3 separate regions of the Mus musculus genome follow, and all the other regions are linked to region 1. A link is a loop called in an ENCODE intact Hi-C map of the cell type or tissue named here. Cell type or tissue: left cerebral cortex. All regions are shown on one strand. Region 1 overlaps Gm32004 (a long non-coding RNA gene). Region 2 overlaps Gm31803 (a long non-coding RNA gene). Region 3 has its middle 8.6 kb from the start of Gm52061.

What was found. A loop is a pair of places that touch in the nucleus more often than their neighbours do. Peaks named below come from ENCODE experiments on the same cell type or tissue, not always from the same donor. Only the 100,000 strongest peaks of a DNase experiment are listed, where the experiment ranks them.
Region 2: it touches region 1 in a loop (4-fold over the local background); 2 of 42 quality-filtered maps call a loop at or near these places.
Region 3: it touches region 1 in a loop (5-fold over the local background); 2 of 42 quality-filtered maps call a loop at or near these places.

Annotation. Positions count from the first base shown.
Region 1 is chr13:107,541,733-107,549,732 of GRCm38, forward strand. The region is part of intron 1 of Gm32004 (a long non-coding RNA gene); the gene reads right to left. Gm31920 (a long non-coding RNA gene) reads left to right here. Exons shown (of 4, transcript XR_382877.3): 1 at 1-660; 2 at 1,507-1,687. Among named protein-coding and RNA genes, the nearest start is that of Gm31920, 4.7 kb to the left of the region's middle. In left cerebral cortex, no CTCF peak of the experiment used is centred here; DNase peaks (open chromatin) are centred at 4,594 and 5,545; H3K27ac peaks cover 1,290 bases.
Region 2 is chr13:107,490,018-107,498,017 of GRCm38, forward strand. Gm31803 (a long non-coding RNA gene) reads right to left here. Exons shown (of 4, transcript XR_873923.1): 4 at 4,123-6,144. Among named protein-coding and RNA genes, the nearest start is that of Gm31803, 11 kb to the right of the region's middle. In left cerebral cortex, a CTCF peak has its summit at 3,800; DNase peaks (open chromatin) are centred at 200, 3,340 and 3,898; H3K4me3 peaks cover 222 bases; H3K27ac peaks cover 504 bases.
Region 3 is chr13:107,693,949-107,701,948 of GRCm38, forward strand. No RefSeq gene overlaps it. Among named protein-coding and RNA genes, the nearest start is that of Gm52061, 8.6 kb to the left of the region's middle. In left cerebral cortex, a CTCF peak has its summit at 4,229 (motif pointing left); DNase peaks (open chromatin) are centred at 4,573, 5,519, 5,879, 6,034 and 1 more place; H3K27ac peaks cover 1,921 bases.

The sequences.
Region 1 (8,000 bases):
TTCTTTAAATGGTATGTACCATTCTACGAGGCCTACCAAACATCAGACACTCTTTATCAGCAGTTGTGCTGGGGTCTCCATGGCAACAGTATAATAGATTTGCCCTTATTCAATCCCAGAGGCCACATTGAAGCGCAATGCAAAATTTGCTGGGGCCTGAATTCCTTTCAAGCCATGGCTCATGTGTCAGGAAACAAGTCAATGCACAGGCAATCCTGCACATAAAGATGGAAAGGAACCTTCTCTCTCCACTGCCGTCCGCTCACAGTGACATTCAGAAGCCCAGAGACTTCTAGATCTCGTTTCTGTCTCGTTTTCTAGTTATTAATTCACTCCTTTGGGTGGAGGGGGGGGGGAGGGGAGCACCATGCTTCGCAATAATCAACCACCAACAAAAGTGCAAGCTAGCTGCATGAAAACGAAGCATGCATCTTAGCCTCCAAGGTTACATAGGATCCAGTATGGCTGAAGCCCGTCCACAACTGCAAATGGACTTCCAAGGTGTGACGTACCTCCTCCATGAGCCAGACAGAGCAGCTCGGGCCACCTCGCCACGCAAACTGGAGTGGTGTTCTTTGATAGTCTAAGCAATCTCCCCCCAGAGAAAGGAACACCGAAGAATGGACGTGTGCTCTCTCATCCTAGATCCAGGCTCACCAGGTAGGTAGAACTCCCCGGAGTTCACACCTGAAGTCGACGGTGGCTAAAACAAGCGCAGCTTAAAAGTTAAACAATCATTTGTTTCAGGTTTATTTTAATCATGAGCTTTGAGACTTCCAAGATGATTACTTTGTGGGTTAATTATTTTCTGTGCTGTGGATTTCCAAACCTAATTGCTCAACTTCATTATTGTACATAGTGATCCATAGCCAGTTCCCCAAATTACCTGTCCAAATATTTTCCCTTTTGATTATCGCTGGGAACTTGCTATTTTTTTTCCCTCCCTGAGTTGAAACTGCATAAATGACTTGGTTGCTCTGTGTATGTGTGTGTGTGTGTGTGTGTGTGTGTGTGTGTGTGTGTGTGTGAGAGAGAGAGAGAGAGAGAGAGAGAGAGAGAGAGAGAGAGAGAGAGAAGAGGCTTTGCTCAGGCAAAGCCTGGTTAACAGGAGGGCAGTGGTTTTCATACATTAATGTATGTAAAAATCATTTTTTTTAAACACACTATTCCTTGAAGCCTAGGCCTAGAGATTCTGGTTCAGTAGGTCAGAGCTAGGAGTTTGGGTCCAGGGATTTCCATTTCCAACAAACTCAAGACAAAACCATTGGTCCAAAGACCATAGAGTGAAAACCAGATAGTCAGGGCTGACCTTGAACTCATGGAATGAAGCGATCCTCCTGATTCCATCTTTAGAGTAGCTGGGGACCTGAATATGTGTTAGCACAAAGCTAATGTCCATGAGTTAGACTTTCTTGACTTCTGACTCAAAGGCTGTCCGAATGTTTGTCATGATTGTCTATGTTTTTCTTGAAAGCACAAATCATTAACCTTTAGCCTCTTCTCCAGCACACAGACCTGTATTTCTCCCAGCCCCTGGATTAAGACAGGATGGGAGCTGTGGAAAAGAAAAGGGAAAAAAGCACCAAGAAATCCAAATATTTCCTCAGGAATAGGTGTCGATCAGTCGTCTTTGGATGGATATGTGAATGAGTAAGGATGTCACAGTACCAAAGCTGCCAAGCTCCAGGTAAGGAATCATAAACACACGTGCCACATGCTGTCTTATGTGTGATTTTTACAAGTGATAAGTGGGCTTTGTGAGGCATGTGGAGTCAATAATATTGTGGACTCTCCTAGGAAGCTAAAATTACTCTGAGGATCACTGTGTAGAATACAAAATTTAAAACATGTCCAGGTATGACATAGTTGCTTGAACCTGGGAGTTTAGGATCAGCCTGGAGAGTTTGGTGAGACCCCCATCTCAAAAAATATAACTACTATCTATTTTGATAGTATGAGATCACATGTGCATACACACACACACACACACACACACACACACACACACACACACAAATTAAATAAATAGAGGCCATGAATCAGAGATAAAAAGCAAAGGACAAGCAAGAGTCAGAGGGAAGAAAGCAAAGGAAGAGAATGATGTAATCATCTTTTCATTCCAATTTTTTTTAAAAAAGGTACACCAACTTATTCTCTACTAAACGACATAAAAGTTTCTGTTCCATGTTTAAAATCTGAAGTCACAGATGACTTCATTTCCTATGCCTGTTGATTTGACTCTAAAATCTGGATCACTTTAATAATTAGCAACAAAAAAAAATGTGATTCTACTTCCTCAGACCACAGGCTTGCTACTAAGTGCTGGGTAAGCGATGCTCTAGAGAGCAGACCCTAGAGAGGGTGGTAGAGAGTGTGGAGCTGGGTTACTGTGGTCTGCTTTGTGATTATGTTTCAGTTGGGTTCTTAATAAGGTAGCTGGCAGTCATTCATTGTCATAATACTTTCCACTACATCTTCTGCTCTAAGATATTCTTCCCAGAACAAGACCAAGTATTCCAGAGTATGCATCTCTGGACACTAGGTGGGAAACCCCCTGGGTCTTCTCTCTTCTTCCAAGGGGTAAGCTACTGTGTAATGAAGAGACTATCTTAACTCTATTGCCATCCTGCCACAGATCCAGCCTTCCAGTAACAGCATCCCACAGAGATTGGGGAGAGATGAAATTCTCTAAACATAAACATGGATACACGGAACTCTATAGTTTTACCTCAGTCTTTGAAAGGTGACACTTAAAGAATTCTTCTACCAAAGCAGTAGGGGAGGGAGAGAAAGAGAAAGGCCCAGAGAAGGTCAGGTCTGAGATCGTCAACTAGTCAGCATCTGAGAGACACAGTAAGCCCACAGTCTAAACGCCCCAGAAGTTCCCACATGCCTGGTGTGCTTTACCCTCTCAGAAAGGATAGAGGTGCTATTACTTCAGTTCCTGCCTCCAGGTTCCTGCCCTACTGGGGTTCCCGCCTTTGCTTCCTTCATTGGTAAACTATAATGAGGAAGCATAAGCCAAATAAATCCTTTTCCTCTTCACGTGACCTTTGATCATGATGTCTATCATAGTAATAGAAACCGGAGCTGAGACAGACAGTTACCACAGACTCACAGTTCAGCAAATATTCACGGAGCACCTGCTCTGTGTTTGGTGCTATGCTATGCTTTGACAGTTGCCAGGATGAACATGGCATGCCGTTTCATTACAGGGTGGTTCCAGCCAGGGACGTCAGCTTTTGTCACTGTCCCATAGCTTTCTCCTGTTCACCTTTCACCCTCCTGTACCTCGAGTCACCAACTAGACTGGCCGTCATTCCTGACTCTTCATTTCTCTTGGTTGCTATTACTCTATTTTCTTAACATATGAGCTATTTTTCCTATTTAAATTTTAACTTTTGGATATCTGAGATAGATCCTTATAAAGCGTGTGTTAAATGGATGGCTGTCTTCTTATTTTCTGATGTAACCGGGTTGCACCTTAGAACGGTAAGGAGTTGAGAAATTTCAAGGGCCTAACGGTAAGGAGTTGAGAAATTTCAAGGGCCTATAAATCTCACCTGCCATGTTAACTATTTTGTGTCACTACATAATGTATCAGCTTGGAGGACATTTGTTTTAGGAGATAAACAAGCATAATAAGGAGTGTCTTCCTTGTGACGTATCTCTGTGGGCTTCACCTTGGAGCCCTGAACTTTGACTGAGAGTTCACCTGCATCTGGACTACATGGACAAGCATGGGTCTCAGTCATATTTGCAAATATCTAAGTCGGGAGGATACAACTGGAGCCGCAAGAGGGTGCAGGGAGCCTTCTCAGCAGAAACTGAACTGGACACAGGCAGATGTTCCTTTGAACTGAATATGGTACTGAGCGCTGCTAAACTGTCAGTTCAAGGACTGCCTCTATCATCTCCAAGGAAAGCTGGTTCTGTCCCTTCTTGTCATAATTCTCCACAATCTGCCCAGAGTTTGGATTCTGCCTCTCCCACTGCCCCCCACAGCCCTGTCGTGCCTGCAGTGGTCAGAAAGACCATGCCTTTCTGGCCATGTGGAGCCCACACTCTACGGACCATTGTTTCATGGGGCCACACTGTCATCCCCAAAGACGTCCTATTAGGACACTTTGTCAACAGCTGTGGGAGGCTTCCCATCCTATGAAAGGAGGGATGGGAACAGTCTTTGCACACATCGGTGTATAGGTCATTCCAACAGTCCAACAATACCTGATTATTCAAGAGACTCCAATTCATTTCCCTCCGCTCCTCCTCCACGGTTACTCTTGATAGAAACCTAATTTGCAGAAAAATAGCCCCTGCCAGCTAACTTCTTCTCCGGAAAGCATGCTGCTGACCCTGGAACTCTTGTCTCAGCGAGTCCTCATTCTCCTTGTCAATGCCTCAGTCTTGAAAAGCAGTCTTCTCCGTTAAAAGCCTCCCTTGGCCCCCTTGGCACCTTGTTTGGAAGATGGTTTCTTTCCCTCCTATTCTTTGCTTCTCTTTTTAACATGTGTGCCAAAATTGGCACTTTCCTTTCTCAGCTCGCTCCCTTTCGGGTATTAATGCAGGCAGCAATGGAGAAATGTGAGCGATTTTTCCAGCTTCTGCACTCAGCCAGCCCATGGCTGATGGATTGAATGTAACATGCTCTCCCTTACATATCACTATTTAAGTGAAGCGCTTGGGCCGCCTGGTGATGTATGGTGTTATCCAAAGCGCCTGACACAAGCAGGGAGCCAAGGCAGGCTCCACCGTCCTCTGCAAAAATAACGGTGCTAATGGCATTTGGTGCAAATGAGACTCCTGGAGAACACACTGGGCTTGTTTATCTCCTTATTATTTCTCTTTGTCAAGCAGCCTTTCTCTTTCCTCTCTGGGGCTTCACAAGTGTGGCCTGCCAGGGTTATTGGGGGAGGGGGAGAAGGTCTCAAAGAGCTCAAGATTTTGTAACTAATATTGAACGCCAGGGAGAATGGAAGCCAAGGTCAGGTTAAGAATAAAGAAAATTGATTTGGAGGTCAGGGTCATGGGTGTGAAAGGCCCTGAACATTGCCAAAATATTTTCATCATCGCTGTTTTTGTTGTGGAAAAGAACAGAACCTATGTGAGGAGGCTAAGAGAAGAGAGAGAAACTGTCTTGGAGAAACCTGCAGAATCAGAATTTTGCATGATTCGTTGAGTTTATGTTTTCCTTGTTTCCTTGCCTCCCTTGTATGTGGCCAGATCTTGATAATTAAGCCCTTTCTTCCAACATGGAACCCTGGACTTGGGATGAACTATCTCTCTCTCTATCTCTCTCTCTCTCTCTCTCTCTCTCTCTCTCTCTCTCTCTCTCTCTCTCTCTCTCTCTCCATGCTGTTCCCTCTCTCTCTGCTGAAGCTTGAAGACAAATTCTTCCAGTTCTATTTGGGGGACTGAGCTATTTAATGCACCACTGTGGGTCTTTCTACTTCCCGCCCATGCCTACAATATATCTACCACACAGAGCTGTATATTTTAACGAACGCTCGTTATTATTGGATCTCTGACCCGATTTCATTGCTATATTCTGAAGCAGAAAACACGCCAGTGGCATGGAATTAGCAACACATTCTGCCAGTGTGTTAATTGTGCGAGAGCTGTTGGCAGGAGAATCTCCTAGCACAACACATCATTTATTTTTTATTTAAATTTGGTAGCAATGTTATATTGTGTTCAAGGAGAGGTGCCATGACATAAATCACTTGAGATTTACTGTACATTCGGGGGGTGGGGGGGAGAAAGAAAGAAAACCTCTGCTTCATGCAGCCGTGCAGAAGAAATTATGTAATTTTTTTTTTCACTTAGCAGGCAAGCTGCTCGAGCTAATTCCTAATTTTTTATAAAAAGTTGGCATTTCCCAGCAGTGGTTTGGGACATCCTCGGGCCCCAACACGGTATCTGAACGCAGTGGTAGCTGCACAGTAGCAAATCCCTTACTTTGATACCAGCAAATACACATAAAAAGCATAAAAATCAGCCAGGCGTGGTGGCGCACACCTTTAATCCCAGCACTTGGGAGGCAGAGGCAGTCGGATTTCTGAGTTCGAGGCCAGCCTGATCTACAGAGTGAGTTCCAGGACAGCCAGGGCTACACAGAGAAACCCTGTCTAGAAAAAAAAAAAGGCATAAAAATCAAAATCTTCCAGGCCAGAGAGACTAGTTTTCTCTGATAGCTAGCCCTTCTATATACCCCCAAAGACCTGAGGTGACATTCTATAAATCCTGCTAACTCTATAAATGTATGAATGGATGGGGGAGTCCCAAAAAGGGGGGATGGATCCACACAGAGGCCCTACAGAAGAAGATGGCTTTCCATCCTTCCCTTAGGAGTAGGGGCCACCTTTAAACGAGGAGAAAGGTAATATACATTTACCATCATGTTTTACTCAGTCCTTGTCTGCCAGCTTACTGTGCCAGCTGATATATGTCAGCTTGTTCAGACCCTAGCCATATCCTGGATGTATAATTCTATATTCACCCCCCCAACATGACATCATCAACTCTCTTGCCCTTTCCCTTCTGCTCCTGGCTTCTGAGCTGCCTCCTCTCCCCATTGTCCTGTCCTTGTTCTCAGGCATCACTAACCCACTAACCTCCTGCTTGATATCTACCCTCGTTGGCTGCTAACTGTCCTCTGCTTTCCACTGTACAGCTAGTTCAGCCCAGAAGTTTGAAGCAGAATAGGCAAGGGCTGTCCCCTCAGGTGCCACCAACTTGGTAATGAGTCTTTCTCTAGAATAATCCATGGCCTGAATCCGATATGGTATGTAGAAAAAAGACTGAGCTCCCAGCTCCCTGCTTTTGCCCTGCCTTTAGGTAAATGGTTTCTTCCTTGGGCCTGGATTTCACTATGTGGAAAAGAAAAAACATAATGTAGGTAAGAACTGAGTCAGGTGACATTTACAGAGACCTCAGGGTTGGGTTGACCTGTGACCCAGTCAGGTTTCTGGGCTTCCTGATCCCTGAGTCATCATAGTCGTATTGACTGAGCCCATAGAGGCCATCTACCACACCAAGCAAGGTATTAGCAGAGATGAACCAGGGGCAACATGGAAATCAACCCTCATAGAACCTCGAAGAGATGGGGTTTCAAAGTCTCCTACAGACAGGAAATCTGGGACTTAGCCAAGGAAGACCATGCCATCAAGAACAAAAACTATGCTTCCATATCAAGTTGCCAGATTTGAAAGACATATTTGAAATCAGTGCCTTTTAACTATAGTTATTTGGGGTGGTTGTCAAAATAAGGATACAAAGACTGACCCCCATCTAGACCAGCTGAGTGGTAGAGTCCACGTAGGGTTTAGAAGTTAAAGAGGGGTTTAGTGACCAAGGAAACTACTGTCTTCATGTTGTTCTACTGCAAACTCATCTGTCACTGTGCATTCCTACCAAGTAGGCCCTTGACAGAGGGAATTAAAACACTGGCTGTTCCATAGCTTTTATGCTAGTGTCCTCAAAAGACCTACTGTGGGCTCTTATGCTCTCTCATATTTCAGAAAAAAAAAAAAACACACACACACACAGAAATGATAGTACCTCTTGAGTTTTCATAGAGTTTGCCAGACCTGTCAACTTTATTCCTTAACATCCCTGGAGTCTGCCAATCCTCTCCATCTACACTGCTACCTTGTGTTCCAGAATACCCATCATCCCCTACTCTGGACAGTTACTACAGTCTTCTAATAACTCTCTATCCAGCCCCATCACCTTCCAATCCTTTTCTGCCAGACAGCCAGTGCAATAATCTCAAAACACAAAACACTGGACCTGCCCTGACTGTGAAATAGTGGGAACTCTCAGGGTTGTAATCTAGGATGGCAGTGTGAGCCCTTCACAAAAGTACCCAATGCAGGGACTAGTTGGTACCAGTGCTCTCTCCAGACTAGTGCTGTCAGGTTCTTGCCATGTTAGAAAGCACACAGAAGCAGCAAAGTAATGAAGGATGTTATTGAAAAGCAAAGCGGATTTCTGAGTTC
Region 2 (8,000 bases), 52 kb before region 1:
TTTCTAGTGCCTTCCTAGTATATTCCTAAATGACAAATTTGACTCTAAGATGTTGGGCAGATTTAAGATTGCCTCTCTGTATCTGCTGTAGGCCACACACGCGACTGCAACAATTCAGGAAAAACTAGGTAAGTTATAATGAGCAACACTGCACTTCACACACTTCCAGACACTGCGAAGTCCACGGCCCACGGGATGCTTTGGTGTCTAGTGAGGCGTGGTCTCCACTGCTGAGGGAGCATTACTGCATCTTCTGGAGGAGAAGAATACCTCACATGGCAGGGAAGCTAGAGACGAAAGCCATGCTGTTGTTGATTTTTTTAAAAAATCTTTTATAGATCTACTTTGTTTTTATTTTATATGTATGGATTTTAGCCTGCATGTATGTATGTGACAGATGGCTATAGGAGAACTAGGACTGTAGTACTAGGACTTGAACCTGGGTCTTTTGCAAAAACAATAAGTGCTTTGAACCCTGGAGCCATCTCTCTAGCCCCATAAGCCATGTTATTAAGGCATTAATGTATCCATTAAGATGGAGTTCCTATGGTCTCAGCATCTCATTCTAAAAGCCATGACTCTATTACTATTGATAATTAAATTTATCTTTCTTTGATGTTTTATTTATGTGTGTGTGTGTGTGTGTGTGTGTGTGTGTGTGTACATGTTTCGACCTACCTTGGACACATGTTTGTGGTCATCAAAGGACAACTTCTGGTTGGCCCGTGAACTCCTACTCTTGGTCATCTTGCCCTCCCCACAGAAATTCCATTTTGATGTCAGTTTTGAAGAGGTCAAACACTCAGTCTAGAGCACCGACTCACTTTTTCTCCTCCACTCTGCTGAGAATGTCTTCATCGCGTGGTGTTGGCTTCAGAATCCTGGGTAGAAGCGGGTAAGAGGCAGCTTACCCAGTTGGCCTGGCCCAGCAGAGCGCGAGAATTCATGTTGGCAGCTACTAATTTTCATAAAGAAAGCTTTCTCGCTTTTTTTAAAATCCATGTTTTCTTGAAGTATATTTGGCTTGTGAACCCCGTATTTACATGTGTTTGGGGGAGAAAAGGACTGACAATCCTGCCTTTAATATGACCTCTCGCTGAGATGTCTCCGAAACAGAGAACAATTGGAGGGCTTTGGTTTACATTTCTGAATCTGTTCTATCGGTATGCCAAGGCCTCTGAAAGGTGTGACTGGTCTTTGTGGTACACATTTAGGAACTTTTTGCCTGGCCCAAACACAGCAGAGCTCCTATTTGCTAGTCTACTATGGCAAACGCTTGCCTTAAACATTGTTGTTTTATTGATCGGGTATATGACAGTAATTGCCCTTCAGCTTTATGCATTTTAATTACTTGCTTTTCCTCCTGTCTTTGAATCTCAGTGTGATGGGATCACAAAGGGTACAGCTCGAGTCATTTCAATAAAGAAATGAGCCCGTTGCAATGCTGGTGAGGTGGCCCTCTTTATCTGGCCAGTTCCAAAATGAAAAGCCTTCTTAAGAGACTCCGTGAAAACGGAGCTCACATTTGGCTGGCTGTGGGGTGTGCACAAAGCCTGGAAGGCCACAGTGTGGTGATGCACGTGTGTGCCTGTGAGCCTGTGCTCCTGCATGCATCTGTGCAGTCCCCTCCCAGAGATAGCAGCAACAAGGCTCTCTGCCTTTATCCAAGGCCCATCCAGAATGACAAGCAAATTAAGCTAAGGCTGTCTGCTCTCGATGCTCACAAAGGAGCAATTTCCTCTGTTCCCTGTGTTACTTTTTTGTCTTGTTGCTGTGACAAAATCCCATAGGAGTGGGAAGGGCGAACTAGGGACTTAAACTTGCTTCTTGTGACAGTAAGGTTTGTCCCTTCGGAGCCACGTGTTCGCATGTGCATGAATTTGGATGTGTGTCTATGTGGTACATGCATGTGAGGCTGGAGGCCAATTCCAGTTATTGTTCCTAGGTCAGGAGCCTGATCCAGTCAGCTTGGCAGGCTCTCTGGTCATCGAGCTCCAGAGATCTGTATGTCTCAGCTACGCAGTTCTCACCACTGCTCCACATCTGGGATTTTTGTGTAGTTTCTGGGGATCAAACTCAGGTTCCCATGTTTGCCAGGTAAGCATTTTACCAGTGAAGTCACCATCCCGGGCCCCAAGCTGCTTTTTAAATACCATGTTTTGTCTACAACTGTTTTCTCTCTTTCTGTTTCATCAAGAATCCCCACAGGACTCCGATATTTGTTCCACAGTCATTTCCTCCCTTGAAACCTTCATGAGGGACCCACCAGGAGGATCCTTCAGACACGGGTTCAAGTCTCTGTTAGATGGACAGTGACTACTCTGGGTGTCTGAGACCTGTGTCAAGTCTCAAGTCTTTCTCAGGGTGAGCTTTAAAGCACAAAAGCCACACTCTGTATTGACACAGTACAGTTAGCAACAACAACAACAACAACAAACAACAGTTAACCAGAAATAGAACTGCAAAAGCCAAAAAGCAAGCTTAGCACAATTAGGAGCTTTCCCCAAGCCATGGGTTTGATGGGTTAGCCCTTTCCTTTTGTTTTGGCAAGTGGTGCTGCTTTCCTGCTCTGTTCCAAGGCCCGAATGGGACTCCCATCATGGCGTTGGTTGGGCTAGGCTATGGGGGCCTGTAACAAAACACCACCTTAGAAACTGATTTTCTTAGATAGTTTTGGAAAGTCAACTCAATACACTGTGATTTGAGCACATGTGTGTCCACACACAAGTGGTCTCAATCGAAGTATTTCAGTCTCTGGGGCTATGGGCAGCTGAGCAAGTCTCAGTAAGGGCAGGATGCTTCGCCAGAAGGACCCAGGTCTCACTCAGACCCACTGACAGCTCCTCACACACAGAGCTTGCTCTGAAATTTTGGAGGGCATTTTTTTAACCCTTGCAGTTACCATGTATCTGGTATGTTTGGTCCATGTATTCTCTGTAAGAGATGAATAGTGATTGTGTTAGTCAGGGTTTATGTTCTTGCACAAATCATGACCAAGAAGCAAGTTGGGGAGGAAAGGGTTTATTCAGCTTATACTATCACATTGCTGTTCGTCACCAAAGGAAGTCAGGACTGGAACTCACACAGGGCAGGAAGCAGGAGCTGATGCAGAGCCGTGGAGGGATGTTCCCCTGGCTTGCTTCCCCTGGCTTGCTCAGCTTGTTTTCTTGTAGAACCCAGGACCACCAGTCCAGGGATGGCACCACCCACACTGGGCCCTCCCACTCTTGATCACTAATCCATTTACAGCTAGATCTCATGGAGGCATTTTCTTTCCTTTCTCTGTGATAACTCCAGCTTGTGTCAAGTTGACACACAAAACCAGCCAGGACAGCGATGTGATGACTATTCCTCATTTACAGATTAGGAAACCAATGTCCAAAACCTGTACCTTTGTCAGTGTTGAGTAGAAACTTATTTTTACCCAAAGCCTATATTTTCCTTCCTTCCTTTCCTCCTTCCTTCCTTCTTGCCTTCACTTCTACATTTCTTCCTTCCTTTCCTTTTGATGTTAATTCTTTGACGGTAAGAAAACAACAGAAACATCCTAGATTAATCATCACCGAGAACATCACACTTAAAGTCACAAGTTTTAGCCTGGAGCATAAGACTCAAAAATAGTCAGGAGTTGCAGATTCAGATGTACAAGACTTTGGGCAAGGAGCCTTCCTTGCCTCTCTGGGCTCCCATTGCCCAACTGTGTGAGGCTCTCTCCGAAGTCCCTTCTTATTCTGTGATTCTTGGAGCACACCTATGGGGACGGACGTGTTCTTGTTCAGAATAGTTCTACCACCAGGAATCTTATGAAGCAATAAGGCTCAATTCCCCACAGCCACCACATTCAGCATCCAGACTTCCCGAAAGCATATGGCACAGTGGATGCCTGCCAGGATGCTCTGTGAACGGAAGTGAAGAGCGAATGAGCAGCAGCAGCAGCCAGCATGTTGGGTTTGTCCCTCTTGTTCTCATGACTGCGAGTCAGCAGTGCTGTGCTCCCGCGTGGGAGTTGGCGCGGTTTGCCAGTGATTTCCTGGACGGAAGCTCAGGCTTTGCATGGCCAAGGATTTCCGCTGTCTCCTTCCGTACTGCCCATCACCTGCACTATCTCCTGCCTATTCTTCCTTTTAGTGTTTCCTACTTCTCTGTGTCTCCATGTTTACTACACTACGGAGAAAAGTTTAGGAAAGACGGGAGGGGGGAAAGAGAGAGAGAGAGAGAGAGAGAGAGAGAGAGAGAGAGAAATAGAGAGAGACAGAGGGAGACAGAGAGACAGAGTCCAGTGTGGCATCCTGACCTCATTTCAAAGAGGAAGCTGTAAGAACTGTTGACCTGCTTCATTTGTGTAGAGGGAGAGTTTATGGACTGAGGAGGAAGAAAGAATGTGAAAACATTTAAAGTTTTAATTTTATCGGTTTTTCTATTCATTCTCAGCCTTCTCCAACTCTGACCCAATTTTGCCTCTTTTCATGAAGCTCTTGATGAGAGAGAGGAAGATGGAGAGAGAGAGGGCAGGATTTATGGTAAATTAAGTTAATCTCATGAGCAATCATTTTATACAGGCTCCTTCAGAATCCTAACATTCAAGATACAAGCCTGAATTCCATTTGTAAAAGCTTAGACTTTTGTTTGTTTATTTTGGCTATTTGAGAGGTAGTGATTAATTTTTTTTCTTTTAATCACAGGACATTATGTGGGCACAAACATTGCTCTGTTGCCAGACTGTGGTACCCCAGGCCAGAGGGAAGCCAAGCACAGACACCATTCACACAATTGGTAGGAAGGCAGGAATAAGGCTCACGAATGCTGCTGCATTCTGGATTGTCTTTTCTACCCAGGGGAGGGTGGGCCCATCTCAGGCTTTGCCAGCTTCACGAGGAGTTGTTCAGGCAGAAATCCCCTCCCCAGAGTTTCATCAGAGAACGGGGGTAAGGGAGGTGGCCCGAACCTTGATCTGTGACAAAGTTATAATCAATGCTGTAAATTGCAGTTAGCCTCACCAGCTACAAATGACAGTCAGCTCAGTGACACCAAAATGTTGCTGTTGTAGATGGCCAGCCTCGCTGGGAGGGGTACACCTTGACTGAGGGGGACACATTCAGTCCCATAAGGCCAGTGTGCAAAGTAGCCGTGTGTGTGTGTGTGTGTGTGTGTGTGTGTGTGTGTGTGTGTGTGTGTGTTGATTGTGGGGGGAGGCGGTTGAGTAGGAAGGCTAACTCACTCCAAATCTATGAAGCAGTGACCTGCAGAAAGAACACAGCACTCTGCCCTGTACTGTAATAGTTACCTGCTATAGTGAGTCCAAGTAGAGACCAAGGGCTTCTCAATGTGGTGGCCACGGCCACAAGGTCTATAAATGATCCAAGAGAAAGGAAAGAAAGCAGAGTTGGCTGATCACTTGCCCTTGATTGCTTAAGTAAGGCCGGCTTTCTTAACTGGCGTTTGAGGTGAGTCTGATTGCTCGTCCCCTTTGGTTTGACGTGGCAGCCAGTGTTTGGAAGGGAGCCCTGGAATGTGTGTCTTATTATACAACTGTTTATACTTTTGATAACAAAAGAATATAGTGACTGGGGTGGGGGGAGGGGGAGGTGACTAGAGAGTGGAACAGGCAGACTCTCTGAGGGGTGGGAGGGGCTGTAATTGAAATTGTAGCAAAGGAAACTTTTGAGAATCCTGGCTTCTGAAGCTCAGCTCCTGTCCCAGGTGTCTAAGGAAAATATTTTGAAGATTTTTGTGACTTTCATAGAGTATTTAATAAATGCACATTTTTAATATTACTATGTCCCATTTTAAGTTGAAAAGGGCTTATGAAGGCTTAATGGGAGATTCGCTCCGAGTCAGGGGGAAAGGAATGCGATAAAGATAGCGATTTACCTGAGATCTGAGACATACCCCTGGGAAGGCACTTGACTGCTGTGTAGGATTAACCGTCCTCTGAAATCTCAAGTTCATCTGCATATGTTTTGGAGAGGCACCCAGCCCCATTCGCTCCCTGTAGCTCTATTTGTTCAGTTTGCTGACACCAGACTCTGGCGCTATTGTGAAGATGGCACTTAAAGCCCATTCGAATTAGGTAGAACATCCTTTGAAATAGTCTTAGCCTCATTTTTCTCGGAATGTGTACAATGAGGAAAATTCATTTCCTTCCTGTCGAGAAAAGTTAATGATAATTTTTCATTATATTAAAATATTACCCATTGTTATGACTTCAGTTCAATGTTCCAGGGTTTAGCTGTGCCAAGGCCGAGACACCCATGTGTTATTTTAGACTTCCTCTAAAAAGAAAAAAAAATAGATTGTTTAAGATGAGTTATGATTCAAAAAAAGAGAGAAAAAAGGCAAGTCATACCATTTGGGAAGAATTAGTAGGTAATTATATATTTTTTTTTTAAAAAATCACTTTTTAGCATGAAAGCCCAAATTTTTAACAATGTTGACTCCAGAATATAATTATAAATGCCATGATGTTGAATCTCTGAACCAGAAATAAGAGCTTTCTTTCTTCTAAGATATAATAAAGGCTTTACTTATTGGGCACCATTTCTCTTTCAGTAGCAATGAAAGAAGAATTATAGGCTACTATTGTATTGTAATCCCTCAAGAAGTTTATTTATTTATTTTTAAATTTCTATAATCTCCCAGGGGTAATTTGTGTGTGAACGAGATATGGTAAGTTCTGGAAGGAGAAGTTACAATCCGGGGTTCAGGCAGCAATTTGGCTGATGCAAGACAACCAGAGCCATGGTTTCACTCCTGTACTCTGGAAACAAAGAGAACAGGAGGGGAGATCCTAGCAAGGAGTGAAGTTCTTGTTGGGAAAAGGGAGAGCAGCCTGGGGTGCCCTCCAGCAGCTAATGAATGCAGGCCCCCACCTCCATCCCATCCTGGACCAGTATGCCTGGGCCACAGGCTAAAGGTTCAAACATACAAACTTCCATCTTTCTGCTTTGAAGGCTGAAGTTCATGATCAAGGTGCCAGTGGGACTGGTCCCCTTTGAAGCCTCAGTGCCTGGCCAGTGGATAGTCACCTCTAGCTGTCTCTATGGTTGCTGTCTTTGTGCCTTGGTGTTTCTCTTTATCACAAAGACACCAACTATGCTAATGTCTACCCACTGTCTCAATCTAACCTAATCACCTTCCCAGAAAACTCTATATCCCCAAACACAAAGCTCCATAGCTGCCCACATAAGGTCCTTTCACCTTAGTTATATTTTTACAGATACACTTTCTGAGGCACTAAGGTTGGGTCTTTAACATGAGTACAGAGGACACACTTTAGACACACCCATCACTTTCCTGATGCAGCTGTAATATGTCAGAAAGAGCAGGTGATGTATCCGTGGTACACAGATGGAGGCTGTCTCCTATGCATTAGCTTGAAGGAAGAATTAACAAGAGATGAGAGCTTTCCACCTAGAGATGTTTCAGGAACTGCAAATGGTAAGAAACTAGTTTTATTTCGGCGGAACTGTTTTTTAATTGTTCCACGCATGCTTTCAATGGAGAGAATAGTATAGCTAGCTGCCTATATTCCTGGGCTGGATTCAACAACTGTGATTCTCAGCCTCTTGTTCCAGCTATCCTTCTTTTTGCCTTTTTTTCTCTTTTAACACAAATCCTAGTGACTCTGTCATGTTATTCCAGTCCTCTTCAATATAAATATTTAATTAGGAGACTATTAAAACACTAACGCTATCTTATATGACAAGAATGCCATTCCCGTGCCTTAAAAATGAGTGCTAATTTCACATTTTAATCTTAATTCAGATTTTCCCCATCTCAAAAAAATTATAATTGAGTACATGAAGCAGGCGTCTAGACAAGATTGTTACTGCAGTTGGTTGTTAGTAGACTGTTTGTTGTGGAAAAATGGTATTTTCCAGCGTCATCTACTTAGCTTGTCCTGTAAGGCTGAGGTTTTATTTGTTGTTTATTTGGGAATGGTCCCAACTATCAAAATAAATTCACCTTCTAATGAGTGAGCCTGGGTGGAATTGCATATA
Region 3 (8,000 bases), 150 kb after region 1:
GGAGTATTGCCCAGCACACATGACAGCAAAGGCATCTCAGGTAGAGAGAAGATCAAGGGTATGAGGACTGACGAACTAAACATTGGCCAACGAGCACTTGCGGTTCCCCCTAAATGTAGGTGCCAAGCTCCATGGTTTCACAAAATATCACCTCCCATCCACTTAATGATTACTAAGATCTAAGTATTTTTCTGGATGCTTCCTAATCTTCAGATAGCTCTAAAGATAAATGCGAGTCCCCCAGTTTACACACAAAAAGGCTCCATCTGCAAAATGATTTCAGATACTCGACTGTAGACGGTGGTCACTCAAAGTCAGGGCTGAGCAAGTTCGGTGACTTGAAACAAAGAAAGGTAGATTCACTACATGGCAACTTGGGTGTGCCCTAGGAGTAAGGAATAGGAGCTATAGGTTAGTCTCAGAGAAAGCTATACTAGCCATGTCTGTTAATATAGGCCTGTAATCCCAGCTACCGAGGAGGGTGAGACCCAAGAATTACAAGTGCAAGGCCTGCCTGGACTACAAAGTGAGTTCAAGGCCAGGTTGGACAACCTGGTAAGAATTTGCCTCAAAATATGAAGTATTTGGAGAACTGGAGAAATATCTCAGTGGTAGAGCATTTGCATTGCATACCTAGAGCCCTGAATTCAATTTCCTAGTAAAACCCATGCATAGACGCGTGCTCACGTGCGTGTGTGCACACGCGCGAGCTCGTACACACACACACACACACACACACACACACACACACACACACACACACACAGTGGGGTCAAGGGTACACTAGAACTAGGCTAGAAAGCCTCAGACCAAGGCAGCTGGTTGTTCCTTCCTTCATACAGACATCTGTCATCACAGCTTCTCTCTGACCACCTTCTCTGTCTCCTCTTCCTCTCGATCTGCAGCCTGGCTTTCTCCTCTTTCTTATCATGATCCATGAAAAGATGTGATAGTTCCAGAATGGTTTCCTTGTTCCTGTTCCCCGAGACTCCAACACCCTTCACATCTAATACCCACAAGCACTACCCCAGTTTGGGTCTATTAATTCTAAATGTCCATAGAAGATATTCTCAATAGCACAGCTCATATAAGGTAATCACTCCTAATCCCTTTAGCTATGATCAGGGATGGTGGGGGAATTCATTAAATGAAATAACAAACATAGCCTTGAAATAGCCTATTTCAAAAAAGGAACCACAGACTGAACACACTTCTTTAAATGTGTCTTTGTATCGTTGACTTTCTACCTCAGGCGTTCTGGGCAGGTGCTTTTCCTCTATCCCACAGTGACTGACTCAGAGTAAGCATATCCCAAATCAGGGCACACTTAAGAAAGCCTCTTTTAGGATTGGAGAGATGACTCAGCAGTTAAGGGCACTGACTGCTTTTCTAGAGGTTCTGAGTTCAATTCCCAGCAACCACATGATGGCTCGCAACCACCTGCAATGAGATTTGATGCCTGGTGTGTCTGAGGACAGTGACCATGTACTCACATACATAAAAAGAAAGTCTCCTTTAATTCTTTATTTCAATTCACAACATCAGCCAACACACCCCTTTCATTTAATATTTCAAAGCAAACATCCTTGTATCTTCCTTTCTTTAACACTCTACCTATTGTCCTTATGGTATCCAAAAGAGAGATCACTCGTTTTTCCATCTCAAAAGCTCATCCAAGGTTTGCAACAGTGGTCATCATCACCTTTAAAGCAAAGGGCCACAACAACAGGTCGTATTCTGCATACACAGCCCAAAAGCAAACTTGATGAGTGTGGTGGTTTGCAAGAAAAGGGCTTGAATAGGCTCATAGGGAATGGTACTATTAGGAGGTGTGGCCTTGTTGGAGTAGATGTGGCCTCATGGGAGGAGGTGTATCACTGTGGGGACAGACCTTGAGGTATCAAATGCTCAAGCCAGCCCTAGTGGCTCATTCTCTGCCTGCTGCCTATAATCAGGATGTAGAGCTCTCCACTTCTTCTCCAGCAGCACCATGTCTGCCCTGTGCATCGCCATGCTTCCCACCATGACAATGGACGTAACCTCTGAGCTGCTCACCACAGCATCATGCTTGCCTGTGTGCCGCCATGCTTCCTGCCATGATGATAATGGACTAAACCTCTGAACGATAAGCCAGCTCCAATTACACGCTTTCTCTTAGAAGACTTGCCATGGTCATCTCAACACAGCAATAAAACTTTAAGTAGTAAGATTGACTAATCTATTTTAGGATGGATTGAGACAAATACAGAAGTAATTATTACTTATTGCTGGTAAATTGTGACTTCTTTTCATGTAAAAAAAAATCTCTATTAGCAGATTCAAGACAAGAATAGTGAATAACCTTTCAAAGCCAAGAGACGGCAGCTGGGTTTGCCTATTAGTTAACTATAAATTGATAACATAGAGAGAAGGGGACAAGAGGAAAATGTGTGACCTAAAGTGACCAGAACCATTAGCTGAACAAAGGAACCCTCTAAGACCCAGGCAGGTCTTAACGACCAGAAATAACCAGTCTGCATCCATGTCCACAGCAGTGTGCTAACAGCTCTTTAGTGACTGGCCTCATGGCCGTAAGAAATAGATGAATTTATACCAATTCTGGAATATGAGAGCTTTGCCATGGCCAATTTCAAATACCCAGGCTGGCCTTACCAAGGGAGGAATCAGGAAGAGGCACTAGGCTTGAAGCTCTGGGAAAATGAAACAGGTCTAGCACTCTGCTGGGCTGGTCCTAGCTTCCAGGCTGTGACGGTGTCCTGTACTGGAAGGAGTCTCAATTCCCCCAAGTGAAAAGCCTCTCATCTCAGCCAAAGAAACTCACCCTGGGATGTTTCTTTTATTTTAAAATAAAAGCACCCTACTTAAGATCAAACACCTCTTCCATCTTGCTGTTAATCAATGTGTCATGTAATACATACTATCACAAATGTGCAGAGCAGACTTTGAAGAGGGCACTGGAAAACAGAGATACAGAAATCCCCATTGATGATTCCACGGAAGGGCTGGAATTTGATCTGGATTCATGCATGGAAAAGGGGGGGCTACGAGCAATCCAAGGCAGAGAGAGAGATAACTGAAACTCTGAATATGTCAGGAAAAACCTGTTGGTAGCAGGAAGTGGTTCTAGGCTGAGTTCAAAGACCATACTGGGGTCAGCTTGACTCTGGCAACATCCTCTGGTCACAAGGCGATTTTGCCCAGGCTGTATCTGATGAAGGTCACTCAGGAAGCAGTGTGGTCTTTGTACGAGGTGGGCAGCTGTGTGTGAGCATGTGTCTGTGAGTGTGTGTGAGCATGTATCTGTGAGTGTGTGTGACCATGTAGACACAAACATGCTGGAGCAGTGGTCAAGTATACTTGATAAGATTGTAGGGAGAAGAGACATGAGACCACAGACTTAATTAAGCACGGTGGCAGAGCCAATGGAAGGAGCACAATAAACATGGGAGACTGAAGGCCCTCTGGTCAGCTGGGGAGCACGACTCTGGCAGGCCTTGTCCTTCTTCTGACTCCCTCTGCCTTGCTAAAAACCATTAGATTACATTCCTAAAGCTAGCCCCCAAGGTCCACTCCCTTTTTTGGCCAATTCCTCCTCCTGAAGCTGACTACCAAGGTCCAGCTATCAAAAGTGTTCAAGTCCAGCAAGCAAAAGTCCCTTTTAGCTCACCTAATTAATATGTCCAATAAAAAAGAAACACCTCACCCTTATATGGGGTTTCCCCCTTTATTCTTCCAACCCCCCCATTTGCCTATGGATCATGTCTGTCTCTCTCTCAAGAGGCAGTCCTTTGTTCCACTCCAGGACAGGGCAAATATTTCTTCTCCCTGTCCCCTGTTCCCTGTCCTCTTCCTCCCCTTTCTCCTTCTCCTCTCCTCCTCTCCTCCCCTCCTCTCCTTCTCGTCTTTCCATCTCCTGTCTTTGTCTCTTATTTCCTGTCCTTTGTCCCCGCGGGACAATTAAATCTCCTTTATGCTGAGAACTTAGTCTTGGGGTGTCCTGGGTCCAATACTTTTCCTTTCAGATAGTTCAAGCAAATGAAACAGCTTTAATATTATAAATGAAGATTACCAAAAGGGGGGCTGGACAGATGTTCAGTGGTTAAGAGCAGGGGAGGCACTGGCAGAAGACCTGGGTCCAGTTTTCAGCACCTACATGGCAGCTCACAACTGACTGTAAACCCAGTTCCAGGGATTCCAATGCCCTCTTCTGGCCTCTGTGGGTACCAGACATGCATATGATATGCGTGCATACATGCAGGCAAAACATTCATACACATTTTAAAAAAAATCACAGCAAAAGTGACATGAAACTTGACATATTGGTAATAAAGTGATTACACCTATAGATAGATACCGGAGGGGGTTGGACAGACATGGGACAGAGGGACTGTGAGTGTAAGTACTGAGCTGTTTTTCGTGATTTTGAAACTTTGAAAAATGTGAATGTATTTTGTAGTTAGAGAGTTAAAGTTTCTTTGGATCGTGCAGAGGGTGAACATATGGCTCCAAAGAACTCAAGATGTGTCCATGAAACACTTTTAGGTGCGTGGTTTCCCCTGAAAACGGGCCAGGAGTCACAGAGACCGACTGCGAGTGGGCCTCAGTGACGGTAGCTATGTCAGGACTCAGGGCTGGTTGGGCAAGGCTCCCTGTGGGTTTGGGTCCATGAACAAAGCTGTTTGACTCACCCAGGGAAAATGAAGTGGGACCTAAGAGGGCTTTTTCCTCTTTGGCTTCCTTCCCTGAGAAATAGCTGTCTCTGTATTTGAACAAACTCCTCCTCCCTTAATTCTCCACCCTCACACCCATGGGGTGGTTTATTTCATTGGTTTGGTTTGGTTTGAATCAAAATCATCTGTAGCCCAGGCTGGATTCACTCTCCCTCGTGTGGCTAAGGATGTCCTTTTGTTGATTTGTTCCCTGGGACATAGCCTTAGCACAATTCTGTCCCCACCACACCCTCATCACCTGTGTGTGTACAGGTGACACACATACTCACAGCCCATCCAATGGCCACACCCCTTCTCCATCCCTAGATGTGATCTCCCTCTGTTTGGAGATGCTTCCAGCGTCAGGATGATCTAGGCGACTGTTTCTAAACTCACTTTCTACCCACCCGCACCTTCCACACTCCTGTCTCTGGCTCTATTCTCCACACCAGGGGCCTCAGTTTAGTCCCTCTGCCTGGCGCTGCCCCTCCTCCACCCCTGCCAGATCCAGAACAAATTCCAACACTTTCTTGTCAGCCTGGGATTCTTTGCCTCTGTCCTTCAGGTGCCTTTCTCAAAGTCTGCCCTGTGTATTTGAAATGATGTGTGCAGGATTGTAGTTCTGTAGAGCTCAGTGGATTTGTTGTGGATGGGCCCTGCCTGGTTTATTCTGGCACAGGATCTTCCACACTGAGCATGCGAGACAAAAACGGTGAACCGTCCACTCATATCCACTTTGCATCTTTCAAACCAAGGACAGGGCTTCCTGGCAAAGGCTACATGTCCTAGCCTTTCCGATGCTAGCTAGCTCTGTTTTTTAAGCCTGAGTTCTGGGCCAACAGGAGGTGGACCAGATGGCACATGTAGCTCTGAGTCTCATTCTCTCCTTCTTCACCCTCCTTTTCCCCACCTGGAATGCAGATGTGCTAGCCAGTCAGGTTGGTCTATGTAGAGCATGGAGGTTGGAGGAGAAAGGGCACTCGTCTCAGACTGCATGTGGGGGGGTGGGGGACGGTGGTTTCCTCACCAGCAGCACTGTCAGCCTCCACCAAGAAATGCCTTCTGCTGGGGCTACCTCACATCTGCCTCACAACAACTGAGTTCAAGTTTAAACTAGTACAAGGCGCTTTGTATGTGCTTCCTGAACCACACTCGTGGATAATAGATTTTGCTTCTACCCAGGAAATAAGACAGAAAGGCTTTTCCATTTGAAAATTTAGACTTAAGTTTTAGGCAGCCTCACCTTGGAAATCATTTCTCCATGCCCTGGTCAAACACAAGGTCCCCTGGGAAACCGAACTGACCCTGCACTGGATCGATTTAAAAGTGTTTCTCCAAGATCAAATGTAGGTCGGGTGTGCCTTGACTAGCAGAGTGTGACTCCCTTTTGCCTGGGAAGCCTCACTGCATTGAAAATCAAGGCCCAGGCAAGTATTCTTCAAAGACTCCTGTGACCCCAATGCCCTCTCACTTTCTTCTGTGTTTAGTCTTCTGATTTGCTAAAGTCTGGGTCCCCCCAAGGAATCTGTACATCTCACTGCGGAAAGAGTCCAGTTCTTGTTTGTGGCTTTCTCCACACGTCCTCTCCTGCTCCTTGGAGTCCAAGGTGCTCACCAGTGAGATGCCCCAACCCCACCCCAGGCTGCTCTAGACACGAGGGGCTGAGAGAGGGAATGTGCCCTGTAGCTCAGCAGAAGGTACAGAGATCTGCCTGAGCAGCCACATCCCCAACCACTGGGCTTGCATCATGCCACTTACAGGAACTGGGCGCCACATGTCCGGTGAAATAGAAGATACAGGAAATGAGCTAGATTCCTAGGTTTGAGGGAGGGCAGGCTCCTCCTTAGCCAGAGGAGTCAGGACAACAGCAGCCACACATGGCACGCTGAGCCCTTGGCAAACGGCACAAAGGAAGGCTGTGTCTATCCATTCTGGGGACAATTTGGGGGTGGGAAGCTGGAAAGCTAACCTTGTTTCTTTTTCCCTTAGCACAAAGCATTGAAAAGTCAAAGTGACGTGTGTGTGTGTGTGTGTGTGTGTGTGTGTGTGTGTGTGTGCTTGCTGTAGCACATGTTTTATGCATGACTGTGCATCAAGCAGTCTGGGAGTTCTACAGACTGTGTTAGGAGGCACAAAGACAAAATGGGCTCACGTAGCAGACAAAACCAGTCCTGGAAAAAAAAAAAAACAGCCCCAAGTGCTGGGGGTTTGGGAGGTGTTCTGACTCAGCAGCTCAAACCATACACCCCGGTTCCTCCCTTGCAGAGCCTCACAGTGGCATTTAAAGCCAGGGTCCAGACTCTATGAGGGGGCTGAGCTGCCAGACCGGGGTGGCTCATGCCACCTCCATCCTCTCCTTCCTCAGATCTCAACCTGGGACCAGACCCTCTACCCTGAAAAAAAATAAGAAGTTAACCTAAACACTTGAGCGTCTCTTCCTCTCCTAATGGCTTGCTAATCATCTCTTGGTCCACCTGTGTATGCACACAGGGTCTTTCTTAGATCCCACAGTGGGACTGGAAGCTTCTGGGGACAAGGGCTCAAACATCTCTCCCTTCAGTGCCCATGGCCTCTTGCACGATGCCTCACACAGACAGGTTTTAATGAGTATTTGACTAGCGGGTCTGGTTTAGTATGGAAGGATTCCTTTTCTTTCTGCACTTTACAAAACTAGGTGTTGATAAGGTCCAGTCACCCCCAACCCTGCGGCCAGTTCTGGAGGTTTTTGCTGCCGCTACACTGTGTGCTTTCAGCTGTGAGCACAGAGCAAAATAAAGGCATGCCAGAGTCACCTACCACCTTCTCGTCCCTCTCTCCAGGTCCTCCTGTTTCTGGGGAAAACCATCAAAGGCACTGAGGCTGGTAACAATTACCAAGGAATGAAATATCAATCCCTCTTTTGCCGCTGCTAGGTAATGACATTAGAAGTTCCCTGTGATTGTCCTGGGATGTATGGGAGTTAGCATGAGGTAGAAGTGAGGGCTCTATGGAACTTCCGTGTAGGACTTCCTCCAAGGGGAAAGCAGATACCCACACAAAATGGCTTCCTGACTGAACAGGAGGACTTGGGACCTTAATCTGGTGGCATTGGACTAGCACTGACCTGAGTTTCTAGTAGAGAATCCATTTCCTGTGTGTCTCCAGAAACCACCTCAGTGTATTTCCGGGAAGTATTTCTGTCAGCTTCTTCCACACCTCAGGTTTATGACCAGGACAGCAGGGGACCTGGGTTGTGGCACTGGTAGAAGACAGTGTCTGGTCCTTTTGGTCCTTCATTGCTCTCTGTTCCAG